2 separate regions of the Homo sapiens genome follow, and region 2 is linked to region 1. Evidence: chromatin contacts called from ENCODE Hi-C or POLR2A ChIA-PET data. All regions are on one chromosome and are shown on one strand. Each heading gives the region's core, a stretch centred on a gene start or an enhancer-like site at or near the end of the contact. The rest is flanking DNA. Distances are from core to core; before and after follow the strand shown.

Region 1 (6,684 bases), core at 1,983-4,482:
TTCGTGGAACCTGGGGCCCTACAAGCTGGGCCCTGCCCATTCACTACATGGCATTTCTGAGAGCTGGCAGGGGCTGGAGGTGGGGGTGGGGCCCGGCCATAAAGCTTGCTGAGGGGCCCATGTCTTCTTTCTGTCACCAGGAGGTGGAAAGAATAATCAAGGTGAGTGGTATCACCACTTCCTTCCCCAACCTAACCATGTCCATAGACTCACATGAGAGAATCTGAGTTTCCATAAATTAGATTGTAAACATGCCTCCTTCCCATTTGAATCTGAGCCTTTAGGACTCAAAATTCAAGACCCAGCTTCCTGAATGTCTTAACTCCTCCCGTAATTCCACTGGATGCTAGAATTTTGTTCAAACAATAACCCGACTCCCCACAATGCTCTGAAGCCACCCCCACAACCTTCCTATCCTCAACACCACCCTCCATTACCCTACGAGACCTCCCAACTGACCCTGTCCTCAGAGTTCCATGCTCCACCTTCCCCTGTCCCTTTATCTCCTCCCTAGGGCTCCCCTCACCGCAGTGCTTCTGGAAAGCTTGAGGCTTCACCACTTGGCTGCAGTGGTTACACACAACCAAGTAGAAGTCATCATGGGCAGGGCAGTGCCCGAAGATGGACATGTCTGCAATGACAGAAGCCCATGTCACTGGGGCTGAAGATCCCAGGGTTTCTCTGGAAGATCGGAGAGCACTCCCACCCCACACTCAGAAGGCACTTCACCTCCCCGCTGATATAACAAGCTCCATGCTGAATGCTTCCAGCTTCCAGAGTTCGATCTAAGCAGTCCCAAAGGGTATACGCTTTCAGGTGAGTGGGCAATCACCTATGATTATGATCTCCAACGACAGGTCACAGGAGCCAGAACAACCGGCCGACTCGGACCTATCAAAATGAGGGTCCCCAGACAGCTGCTTCAAGCAGCCACCTCCTTCTGTAGTGTGGTGGAAAAGTGGAGCGTGGTCCTGTCTGCCCTGGGTCCCAGCCCTAATGTGTGTCGACTCCCACCTTCTTTAATGAGGGTCATGGCATCCAACTTCTTCGTGTTTTTGCTACTCTCCTCCAGCTCAGCCCCTAGAGGAGAAACACAGCTCAGAAGGGTCAGGGCCAGTTTTAGAGAGTCTCCAGCCTCTCCTTACCAGAGACTGTTCTTCCCAGAAGACAACCCAGAGGTTGTCCCCTTTCCAGAAGCCCCAAGCAGGGCCTGCAGCTCAACAGTATGAAGCCCACACTCCGTGACAAGCTCCTGGTGCTAGGACCACTTGGGGAACCTTTCAGTGGGTCCATTCTCAAATGCCCATCTTCCTTCACCTGCTGCATCTGGACTAAGATGGCCCCACTAAGAAGAATCCATCCACCTTTCTTATGGGACCCTTCACTTCAAGGTGCAGTTTAGGGTTCCACTGCTAACTAGTTGGGTGATTGTGGGTAAGTATCATCTCTTTTCTGGGCCTGCTTCCCCATTTAAAGGGGAAACCGTCCTTAACCAATGTTTCTATAAGTCCCTGAGTCTCTTCTTGAGATTTCTCGATGGGTCCTTTCTGCTACTATGTGGCATCCCAAATAGATACTCTCCCAGGTCCCCACCCCCATGAACTCAATTTTGCTCCACCTGGGTTACCATAGCATTGTCAAAGTTACACCCAGCTTCTCAGGTCCTGCACTGATAGGATGGTCACAGAGCAGAGAAACTGCTGTCTTTGGTCCTTGAGCATCTTCAAAGTCTCCTTGGTCAGCTATGCAAGTCCCTCCCCTTCTTAGAGGGCCTTTGGGCAGGGGTTGCCCTTGTACCTCAGTTTCTGGGTTAATGACAAAAACATCTTAGCTGTGCAAAGCAGCTTTTTCCCCATCCCCCTACCTCTCTCCTCCCCCCTCCCTCCTCTACGCCCCCTCCCTGTCCCTTGGGAAAAAAAAAATCAATTCTGAGTCACCAAACCCGTCTGACTCCATTTCCGGTTCTCAATGCACCCAGACCCTGACAATGGCCCCATCTTTGCCCACCCAGCATGGGGCAGCCCCAGGGTGGCCTGGGCTCCCACTTAGGTCTGCTCTCTGATGCCCATTAACAGATATGCTCCTTTCTAGGATGAGAAGATTGTTGACAATCTTATATAATATCCAGATTATGAGGGGTCGTGGGTTAGGCACGCAAGAGACAAGGGGCAGCTCCCACTCTAAGTCCGTTAAATGCAAGTGCGGGGAATGATGGATAGAACGAAACTGGGAGTCGGATGTCTCAGAGGAGAACAAGTGTCATTAGAGACCCCTCCGTGCAGTCTCCTCCTCCACCTCTTCTCACTTGCAAACTTCTTCAGGGGCGTGATGCCTGCTGTCACCCCGAAAGGCCACGAGGCCAGGTGCTCCCTGGGGCCCAGAAGACAAAGATCAGAAGAAGGGGCTGTAGGCCCGCTCACTAAGGCACTCAGGGGCCTAGAGAAGGTGAGAGTAAGAGCAGAGAGCCAAGAGGCAGGGCAAGAGGCCTGGGAAAGGACAGTGGGTTGGAGGCATGGATGGATGGACCGAAGGATGGAGGGAGGGAGGATAGATGGATGGACGGACGAACTAACGCGGAGAGGGCGGGGGTCTAAAAGCACTGCAGCTGCAGGCAAATGCCGAAAAGGAGCAGGAGGTGTGGGGCAAAAGGCGAAGGAACAAGGGGGGTGAGGAAGGGGGCACAGAAGTGGGGTGCGTGGGAAACACGTGGAGGACTGTTGCGGACAGGGAAAGCTGGAGGCAGGTGCAGGAGGGTCGCGAGCTGAGGGGCAGCAGGCAAGGAGAAAGATAAAGGCAAGCCTATATGGGGGCAGGTATTAGCGACTGGCAGAGGCAGAGGTTGGCAGGGTGGGCTGCGAGCGGTGAGCAGGCGCTAGGACCCGGAGGCGCGAAGGTGACGGAGCGGGCGGGCACTAGGACCCGGCGGGTCCTTTGTTTGGGGGGCCGGGGAGCCGGACGGCGGCTCCAGTCGGCGGCTCCCCTCAGCTGGCGGGGGCCCGGAAGGGGGGAGGGGAGATAGTGATGGGGTCCCCGGACTTTAGGGTGGCTTTACTCACCGTCAGCCGCGGGCAGGTCGGCCCGCTCCACCCACGAGCTCCAGCTCTGTCCCGCGAAGTCATCGAGACTCGGCACCCGCCGCTCCAGAGCGGCCATTGCTGCCGCCGCGCGTTCACGCACCGCCATCACCGCCGCGGACGCGCGCCCGCCCTGGCGCCGCCGCCGCGCGGCCCCCTCCCCCTCGCCCCGTCGCGGGCACGCCTCCCCTCCTCCCCACCTGCCTTTCCAGCGCAGTCTTTGCGCAAGCGCAACACAGGTTGCCTGTTCCCCGCGCCCCCCCCCCCCCCACCCACTCACAGCCTTCTGGGAAGTGTAGTCTTGGAGCGGATGCTATTGCCTACCGAGCTTGCAGCAAGAGTCCCTCCGAAATGCACAATTGCAGGGGGAAAAGAGAAGACCAAAGCTCCAGGACCTCCTCTTCTAACCCTTATGCACACATTATTTGTGCTACCAGTCCACTCTCCCAAGCTCACTGCATCTCTCCCCAGCCCCAAACCTCTCTGCCCAGACGCCCCTCTAAGCCGTGCGTCCGCCAGCTGGCTGGCGCCCCTTCCCGGGCTGGCGGCCACGAAGCGACTCCGCTCCCCTGTAGATCGAATAGGGTAGGTGCAGGGAGGTGGGCGCTGTGAATCAGAAGGGCAAGGGGAGGGAGTCTGTAGGAGGTGCTGAAGGACACAGGGGTGGTGTGGGGGAGGGCCTCGGCTCCCGTGTCGTGCCTCCTCTGTGGGAAACCCACGCTGCCCTGATGCAGAGCAGAGGGTTGGCGTGGCGTTGTCTGGATTTGAGAGGACCTGGCCAAGCTGACCAAGATCACCTGTCATGATGACAGGATGACAGAAGGCTGTCTCCGAGCCAGAGCCAGCCCCAGAACTGGGGTGGCCCCGAGGCAGCTGGTGTTTGCAGCATCTCTGCTGATCTGTCTCTCTTCTCTTGAGAACTGCGATCGATACCCTGTACAGCCTCTTCCCAAACCCTGGCTGGACCCTGACTCCATCCATCACTTTGCCTTCTTTTTCTAATGAATACTTTCTCTGCTGGAAGGGCTGCTTCTGAAGCCTCGGCATAGGGAGATTTCTCATCAGAGCTGTCATCTTCCTTGCTAAGGTCTGGAAAGTACCTTAATCATCCATTTCTTTCATCTTCTCAGCTGATAACATTTCTTCCCACCCTCACACAATCAGACAAAAGTCTGCCTACTCCATTTCCCGCCCCCCCCCCGCCGCCATCGCATTAAAAAAGTAATACTAATCCTTTTTCCTCCTCAACCTCTCACACCTCACCCCCGACGCTTGACCCTTTAGCTAAGGGGAAAACAAGTTGGGGAGCAAGACCTCAGATTTTCTTCTCCTTTTCATCCAGGGAAGGTGTAAGTACTTCAAGAATAATCTCTGAGGGCAGGGAATCTCAACCTGAGACCCACAGATGATCCCTAGGGCATCCAGGAATCAGGTAAAAATTAAATGTTCAATTGTACCCAAGGTATTTTTCTAGGGGATGTAAATGTAGTGTGTGACTCTCTGAAGAGGGATAGAGGTGCAAGTTTGTTCAACAAGAAGCTGATAGTTAAGAAAGTGAAGCATATGGCCCTCAACTCCTGACAGGAAGCCTGTTTGGGTCACAGATGGTAGGAGAACAAATGGAAACAGCTTTGTGGAAGCCACTATCTCTCACCTTTTGAGTTTGCTCCAGAATTGCTAATGAGTCCCAGTTACTTTGGTCTAATTGGGTGCCACCAAAAGAGGAGATGTCACTAGACCAGAGCCTGCTAGGAATAACTGCTCTCCTCTCTGCACCCCAAGCAACAGAGTCTGACTTTGTTGCTTGGGGTGCACAGTGGAAAGCAGTAGAATGATATCTTGGTGAAAGTCCTGATATTGGTTCAAGAACTTAAAGCAAGGGAGAGGAAGAAAAAATAAATCCCCGGAAGGACTCCAGTCTCAGATCCTTCATGGCAAGTACTTGCAGCACTGTTTATTCAAATATATAATAACAAGCACCAGAAAACAACATGCAACATTCTCCCCCCACCCCTGATCTGCAATCCCAGAAGTAGGAGGCTCATGACTATGATAGTGAAGGAAACTCATGTCCAGGAAAGGTCCTAGGTGGGCACCCTGGTGCTGGGTTAGAGTCTAGTGGGACAAAGGGCAAGTACCCTGCCCATTAGCCTCCTACAGCAGCTGGAGAAACCAGACACCTTCTTCTACCTCAGGCCCCACTTTGCAAAGCAGTGATGCCAGCCCTGGTTGGAGAGAACATGAGTCCTATGAGGCACTTGGCCCTGCCCAGCCCTCTGGAGGTAATGAGGTGAAGTAGCCTTTCCTCTTAGGGTGGCCATAGAGAGTGAGGCCGTAGCCTAAATCAAGGCTCTCCTGATGGAGAACAAGAGAGCCTCTTGAGAAGAAAGAGAACGAGGCTTCCTTGCTCTAAAGAGAGTCCTGGGCTGGGAGTCCTTGGCAGGAGTGAATATAATCTCCCCCCACCCCCTGCCCGCAACTGCTTTCCCTAGCTGAAGGCCCAGTTGCTAACTTCAGCCCCCAAATGAGAACACTACCCAGCACATTTCAAATAAATTATAAATACAGACACAGAATCCAAACAAAGATCCAGTAGAAGCTGCTCACAGACCCCCACAGAGGCCGGCTTGAAGAAAAATGAAGGTCACCCCTTTGTTCTCTGTGTCTCTGGAGCTGTAGGCAAAACTGTCCCCCCTTGTCCTTGAGTAACCATGGGGACAGCTCATGACAGAGAGTTTCAGACTTAAAAACCCTCTCACCCCATCTCCTTTCTTTCCTCCTCAAATCTCTTCCCCAAAATCTTAAACAAACAAACAAAAACTAATTCTTTCACTGAGGGACTCAAGCATTTGGGGATGTAAATCTCACCCTTTCCCCATCGGGAGGAAATGACTGGCCTGAAGTCAAAAGTCCTGACTCCTAGGTACCCCAGTAATGCACATGTTACTATGGATGGTGTTTAGAGAGGTGAGGAGGTTGAAGGGGGTTGACTCAGTCCTGAGGAGAGATTGGCACAGGGCACATTCACCTTTAGGATGCTTAGTGGGCCAATTGGCACTGGATTGGAAAGTGGTCGGATTCTTCCCTCTTCTTCCTTCCCTGGGAAGCCCTATGGCCAGGGCAGATTGAGCTGGGTAGGAAGCAAATGATCCTTACCCAGTTAACACTGATTCTCAGCCTTGGGGCCCAGAGAGGGACTGAAGGAGGTATCAGGAAGAGGATATACACTAAAGACAAATATGGAACTGGGTCCCAAAGTGAAGAAGCACCAATAGCATCGGCCTGCCCTGGACTTGAGAGGGGATAGAGACTGGGAGAAATAAGGACACAGGGGAGAAATGGGACAGCAAGGGAAGAGGGAACATCCTGTTTTCAAGATGAGAAGGAGAAATATGAAAGAAGGACTAGAGAAGGAGCAGGGGAAAAAACTGAGCAGGGAATAAGGAAAAAATGGGCCCATCCATCCTGGGGCTCTGGGGCAACTTAGCCTCATGATGGTCCTTTGGCCCTTCCTAAGCCCCTGTCTGGCCCCACAGGAATAAAAGGAAGGCCTGGACAGACTTCAAAAAGGATCTCAAATGCCTCAGATGCACGATGCTGGGGAAGGGAG
Region 2 (6,684 bases), core at 1,364-3,863, 4.4 Mb before region 1:
TAGTAAATTTTTTTTAAAAAGACCTAAAAAATACAGACTGCTGTTATACACTCATGCAGGTGGCAGATCAAGCAGCTCATGTTTGCAAAATTACTTCAAATTACAAGACCAGTTACAATATATAACTAACAAGCTGCACAAGTTCCAAGTGTAAGAACTTTACAAGGCCGGTATGACTCACTGATTTGTACCAACAAATCATTGATGGAGCTGTGCTTATAAAAACAAAAGCACAGAATGAAAGAAGTTTATTTTCCAAAGAATTGTGAACTTTGAGATTATCTCTTCTTTTTTTTTCTTTTAGAAGGAAGTTCTGGTTTGGTTTGAAGTCTCAAGTTACCAACGAACTTGCTCAAAAAACCACAAAACTACAGTGTCGAGAGATAAACTATTCATGAAGGTATCACCAGCAAAAGTTCTACTTGCCAACCAGAGCCAGTATATTTATAAGATCTCATTCACCATTTTATTCTAAGATACTTTACTGGCTTGGCTGCCTCCAGTTCCAACCGCAAGTACTTTACTAAAATATCTTTCAAGCCAGGAACAGTATCTTAAAGTCAATGCCACCCTTCATCATAACAGTATTATAACACAGAACCCTGAGATAATTACATGTAAAGATCCAAAATCACCAGCTGAATAATGAAAATTAGGTCAAATGATTTGTTAGATTTTAAAATGTTTTATAGAAAGCTTTAGGCTTCCATATGAAAAAAGCTAGTAATAGTTTGCATTCTCTATAATCTTACAAAAAAAAAAAAAAAACCCACAGACCAGAGATCAAAAATAGCTTTACACAAACAAAAGGAAAATTGTAGGTTTGCTGAGGGCATCAGCCACTTAATTTAACCCTATTTCATCAAGAGCGGGAAGCCACACTGCTGTTTTCACCAGTTACTAAGAAACAAGATAAAGGACAGATTGGGACAGAGAGTCTATAGCTGAAAGTATTATGTTGATGCAATTACTGAGAATTCCCAAAGTGTCACTAATAGACAAGAAAGAGCATCTAGGACTGCCTCTAAATGAGTCTACCTACAACAGAATCAGTGATTAAGTAAAGAAAAGACTTACTGGAGCTTGGGGGTTTTCCCCCCCTCTTCCCTACCCGCATCCTCCCATCCTGAACCCCCCTCCCCAAGTAGGAAAGAAAGCTCGCCCAGCATAAACACAGGCCATTGCTCACAGCTCGTCACCACAACAAACTGGAGGTTAGACCAACGCTCCTGGAGACGGAACTCCACGTCTTGGTTGCTAAGCACAAAAAGGGGACTCTTCCCCACAGACCTGTGAACAGTGTGGGCCTTACCAGAATTTTGGTTGTTTCTCCACCTTCCCCCTCCCTTTTGTTTTTTTAACGAAAGCTTTGAAAGTGGTGGCAGCAAAAGTTTCCCTTTGGGCCAGACCTCTAGATCTCCCTTGTACAGATATACATTAGGTGGGCTGGTCTCACGTAGTCTCCACCGTCATTACGAATTACAAGCCTAACGACTACAGAACATCAGCGGAGACGACAGAAAAGCTTCCACACCCACCCCACTGTCGTCCTCTCCAGGCACGGCTTCCTGGTCCCAAACAGCACAAATAACCCAAAACCATGGTGATAAGCGGAGCTGTGAAGTACACACGCACAAGCCACACACTGGGAACCTGCCACGACAGCCGGGGAAAAAACCGGCCGAGTGAGGAGACGCAAGGCGGTCCCCTGTCACTTAAGGACAACACGCCCAGGCGAGAAGTGGCAGGAGGCAGGGGGAGTTGCCCCGAAAACCAGCCCGGAGCCTCCCCACCTTCCTGGGAAGGCAATCCCCTCAGCGGCAGTGAGCGGCCGGGCCGCAAGACGCGGCGCCCGGTCCCAGGCAGGGGCCCTTTGAGGAAGGCGCCCCCGGCAGGCTGGGCGCTCCAGGAGAGCCGGCGGCCGGCCCGGCCCCGCCTCAGGGAGCTGAGGGGAAGTCGCTCCCCGCCGAGGACCCCTCCTGCCCGTCCCCACTCACCGCCGGTGTGTCTGGTTCTCAGCCGCGAGCTGGGGCTGCCGTGAGGAGGCGGCGGAGGAGACGAGATCTGGGGCCCCGCAGCCGGGTCATCATACCCCCCGCGCGAGCCGGCCCGGGCCCCGGCCCCCGCCCCCCGGAGCCGTCCCCGCGCCCGTCCCGCAGGGGGAGCCTCCTCAGCCTCCCTCCCGCTCCACCACCCAGCCCCTTCCCGCCGCCGCCGCCGCCGCCTCAGCCCCGCGCGCTCCCGCCTCGGCCTCCTGCTGCCGTCCGGGGCTACCGCCGGGCCCCTTGCTCCGCAGCCGCCGTTGTCGCCAGACCCGACGAACGGAATGCCGAGCGGCCGTCCCTCAACCCGGCCGGCCCCGCCTCGCCGGAACTATTCACCCGCCCCGCGCCATGACACCTACTGAGGCGGAAGTGCAGCTGAATGGACTCTCTAGGACGATCGCATAGTACTGATTGCAGTAGGAGTCGGTGGGCCTCGAGTAGGTGGGCCTCCGTAGGGAGCCAGCGTGGATCGAGTGCGGGGCCTGGACTTCCCGCCCCCTCCGCACTGCAGACTCTGCGGTGATTTAAAGGTGCCTGGCGGTGGTACGGGATCCAACTGTAAAATGTCATCCCAGCTAGTGTGACATCACCACAGTTTAGTGTGACACCCCCAGAGCTTGGGCAGTGTACGGGACGACAGTGCCTAGCAGAGGAGCTTCACTGCCGGTGAGGGATTACCTCAGGTTAGGCTTTAATGTTTCGTTGCCGTCTAGAGACGTTCTAGCAATGTGACATCTGTGTACCATATCTGGAAGTCTCCCTGTACGTCAAGAGCCCCTTAGGGGAGTCTCCCATTGCCGCCGTGGGAACCTGTGTTTACATTACGAGGAGAGAGAATAGCTGTACTCTGAACTCAAACGCTCAAAACATGCAGTGAGCGAATGCTAGCATAATTTTCTTGCCTCTACCAGAAGGAAGGCTGGGTATTTAGGAAACAGAACGCGTTGGGCACAACATTCTGAGAAAATGGACACAGAAAATTAGGTTATCCTAATAGAAAAGCAGTTGCATCTCCCAAAGTCAAGAGATTCTGTAGGACTTCCGATGTATCTCCTGCTGTGTAAAATATTCAGGTTCCTGAAGTGGGGGACATTTTTAGGGCAACTGTAATTTCTTCATTTTTTCCATCCCACAAGTGCTGGAGGCAGCAGTGATCTGAGCTCTAGAAAGTGACTGTCCGTCACCATCGGTATTTGCATATACTCTGTGAGGAGAAGGGCAGTTGTGGCTAAGACAAAATTCTACTATCAAGTTTTGTTTCTCAAATCTCACTCATTAACATCTTTGATTTCCTTGGATCCCCATAACACACACAGAAAACTATGATTTGTGTAAAATGCGCTGAAGTACCTTTTAAGGGAAGTCATTTGGCTTTCTCTCTGGCTTAACAACACGGGGAGCAGTTCCATTTTATCTGGAACAGGGAAGTTTATTTCCCTAGAGAACTAGGGTTACCAAAAATGTTCGATCCCACAAGGCAGTTTTGTTTGCATATTTTCACAGAAACTTCCTTCTACTACTTAAAGTCCTCACATTGGGCTGACCTGGGAAACATGAAGATAAAAAGAGTGGGTAAACATGCCTGCTTGATGAGCCAGAAAAAAAGGCAGAAACCTGTGGTCTGGGTAGAACAGATCCTGCTCAGAATGTAAGCTTCAAACATGTTTATCATGCCTTGGTTCAACCTAACTCTCTGACATGTTCCTAAACTCCTGCTCTCTCAAGTTATGTCCCTTTCCTCTTTTCAAATATCTCTCAGAATTCACCCTTTCGGGAACCTTTGCTGATTGACTCCTATTTTATTTGAATTCTGCATCATCATCTGATTACTTAAATTAACCTGTACCTTCTTTATTTATACTTGTTAACTTCTATTTTCATTGCTCTTAGGTCCTCAGTCTTTCTCACTATACGGAGAGCTTCTTAAAGTCTGTATTTTCTCCTCTTTAGTATCATTCACTCATTCATCCAGCAAACTGCTTGTGTGCCTGCTCTGTGCTATACACTCTTCTAGACACTGGGTCAGGTATGAATGAGACAGGTGAATAAAGCATGGTCTTTTCCCTCAGGGACCTTACAGTCTAATGAGGAAAAAACGTGTGCAGACATATATAAGATAAGTGAGAGAGTCGGAGAAGAACATCAGAAGTGATATTTGAGCATAGTAAGGTCAAAGAAGTTTCAAAGTTTAGTCATTTGTCCATTCAGTAACTATTTATAGAGCATCTTCTGTGTGCTAGGCACTATATAAGAAATTAAGGGGCTGGGTGTGGTGGCTCATGCCTGTAATCCCAGCACTTCGGGAGGCTGAGGCAGGTGAATCACCTGAGGTCAGGAGTTCGAGACCAGCCTGGCCAACATGGTGAAACCCCGTCTCTACTAAAAATACAAACATTAGCCAAGTGTAGTGGCGCATGCCTGTAATCCCAGCTACCCTGGAGGCTTAAGCAGAAGAACCGCTGGAACCCAGGAGAAGAAGGCTACCATGAGCCGAGATTGCACCATTGCACTCCAGCCTGGGCGACAGTGAGACTCTGTCTCAAAAAAAAAAAAAAGAAAGAAAGAAAGAAATAAAAAAAAAAGAAATTAAGGATACACAGAAGAAAAGGCATGGTCTGTGCCCTGAAGGAGCTTACAGTTAAGCAGAGAAGTTGCACGATTTGGAAGTAGTAAGGTAAATTGAGTCAGATTTTGAAAGGCAATGTAGAGCTGTTAGAAGTTTATTCGCACAGGTAGCCAGGCACAGTGGCTCATGCCTGTAATCCCAGCACTTTGGGAAGCCAAGGTGGCAGATCACTGGAGGTCAGGAGTTCAAGACCAGCCTGGCCAACACAGTGAAACCCCATCTCTACTACAAATACAAAAATTAGCCAGATATGGTGGCATATGCTTGTAATCCCAGCTACTCGGGAGGCTGAGGCAGGAGAATCGCTTGAATCCGGGAGGCAGAGGTTGCAGTGAGCCGAGATCGTGCCACTGCAGTCTAGGCTGGGCAAACAGAGCCAGACTCTGTCTCAAAAAAGAAGTTTATTCAGACAGGTAATGTGAGAGAGAACTAGTGATGGTGAAGGAAGAGGGCTAGCTGGAGTGGGTAAAGACTGGAGAAAGGGATCCTAATCAGAAAACTATGATGAGGGTTTGATTACACAGGAAAGAAGGCGAGAAGGGGCAGATATGTGAAATACATCCTCCTAAACCAAGTCAGAGCAACTGGAGAGGGAGGTGGAGCAGTTAGCAATCGGAAGCATTCAAGTTTCATTCAGGGTATGACATCCTTCTAGGGCCTACAGCCTAGATTCAGTGTTGCAGGCAAGAAGTCATTTGCCCAAGAGCGGCAGTGCTTAAGGCCAAATAGGAGAAGCTGATGAGAAGGCTGTGTCTTGAGAGAAGCTGAACCAAAAAGCTAGGCAAACTATTCAAACAAATAGTGAATCCTAGGGGCTAGGAAAAAAAAGAGAATTTAAATAGAAGCCAACAGGTTGTGAAACTGGGAAAACCAGATTAGAGTGAAGGTCTGCAGTAAACGATAAAAAGCAGAAAAGTCCCTTGAGCCAACAGGAGGAGAACCTCAATGATTTTTTAAAAATCCAGACCCCAGAATACTTTTTATTTGGAAATAATGTTAAACATACAGATATGTTGCAAGAGTGACAAAAAGAGGACCCAGATTATTAACATCTTGCCCCTTTTGCTTTATCATTTGCAGTTATAGATAGATAGAGTTATATTACACACATACATGCCTTTTTTTTTTTTTTTTTTTTTTTTTTTTTTAGACAGAGTCTCACTCTGTCACCTAGGCTGGAGTGCAGTGGCATGATCTCGGCTCACTGCAACCTCCACCTCCTGGGTTTAAGCGATTCTCCTGTCTCAGCCTCCCGAGTAGCTGGGATTACAGGTGCCCGCTGTCACACCTGACTAATTTTTTTGTATTTTAGTAGAGACGGGGTTTCACCGTGTTACCCAGGCTGGTCTTGAACTCCTGAACTCAGGCAATCCACCCACCTCAGCCTCCCAAAGTGCTAAGATTATAGGTGTGAGCCACCGTGCCCAGCCCACGTACATATTTTTTTTTCCAAGCAGTTAAAAGTAAATCGCATGCATCATCCTCCTTTACCACATAATACTTGAATATCCTAATAAGTACATTCTCTTATGTAAACAAAATACATACAATTAACAACTCCAGGAAATTTAACATTGCTGTAATACTTTACCATCCATGTTCCAAATGTTGTCAGTTGATCAAATAACATCATTCTTAGCATTTTTTTTATTTTCCAGCACAAGATCCAGTTTAGGATCATATATTACATTTAATTGTCATGTCTCTTTAGTGTTCTTTAATCTGGCACAGTTCCTCAGCTTTTCTTTGTCTTTAATATTTTTGAAGAATACAGGACTTTTTCTGGTAAGGGGTAATAAAATGTTCTTCATGGCTGGGCGTGGTGGCTCACGCCTGTAATCCCAGCACTTTGGGAGGCCAAGGTGGGTAGATTGCAAGGTCAGGAGCTCAAGACCAGCCTGGCCAAGATGGTGAAACCCCATCTCTACTAAAAATACAAAAATTAGCCAGGCGCGGTGGCAGGTGCCTGTAATCCCAGCTACTTGGGAGGCTGAGGCAGAGAATTGCTTGAAC

Evidence for each region. A loop is a pair of places that touch in the nucleus more often than their neighbours do. ChIA-PET counts read pairs that join two places held with the same protein, here RNA polymerase II (POLR2A). Pooled maps may share reads with other maps.
Region 2: a loop to region 1 is called in a pooled map, with 4 times the contacts of the local background. The contact joins the promoter of HIPK1 here to the promoter of ATXN7L2 in region 1. A Hi-C loop is called at or near these places in 1 of 37 single-sample maps with no recorded cell type and 1 of 50 pooled maps. POLR2A ChIA-PET finds 5 or more read pairs at or near these places in 1 of 52 experiments (T-cell).

The regions. Positions count from the first base shown.
Region 1 is chr1:109,480,453-109,487,136 of GRCh38, reverse strand. It overlaps ATXN7L2 (ataxin 7 like 2), which reads right to left and starts at 3,232. Exons shown (of 11, transcript NM_001350175.2): 1 at 3,057-3,232; 2 at 1,015-1,080; 3 at 527-631; 4 at 1-130. The coding sequence starts at 3,183. It overlaps SYPL2 (synaptophysin like 2), which reads right to left. Exons shown (of 6, transcript NM_001040709.2): 6 at 5,003-6,684. RefSeq lists enhancers at 2,523-3,142, 3,143-3,760 and a silencer at 3,160-3,329.
Region 2 is chr1:113,925,253-113,931,936 of GRCh38, reverse strand. It overlaps HIPK1 (homeodomain interacting protein kinase 1), which reads right to left and starts at 2,613. Exons shown (of 16, transcript NM_198268.3): 1 at 2,405-2,613. HIPK1-AS1 (HIPK1 antisense RNA 1) reads left to right here and starts at 2,412. Exons shown (of 3, transcript NR_110726.1): 1 at 2,412-2,575; 2 at 3,549-3,693. RefSeq lists silencers at 1,883-2,192, 2,213-2,262 and an enhancer at 2,383-2,702.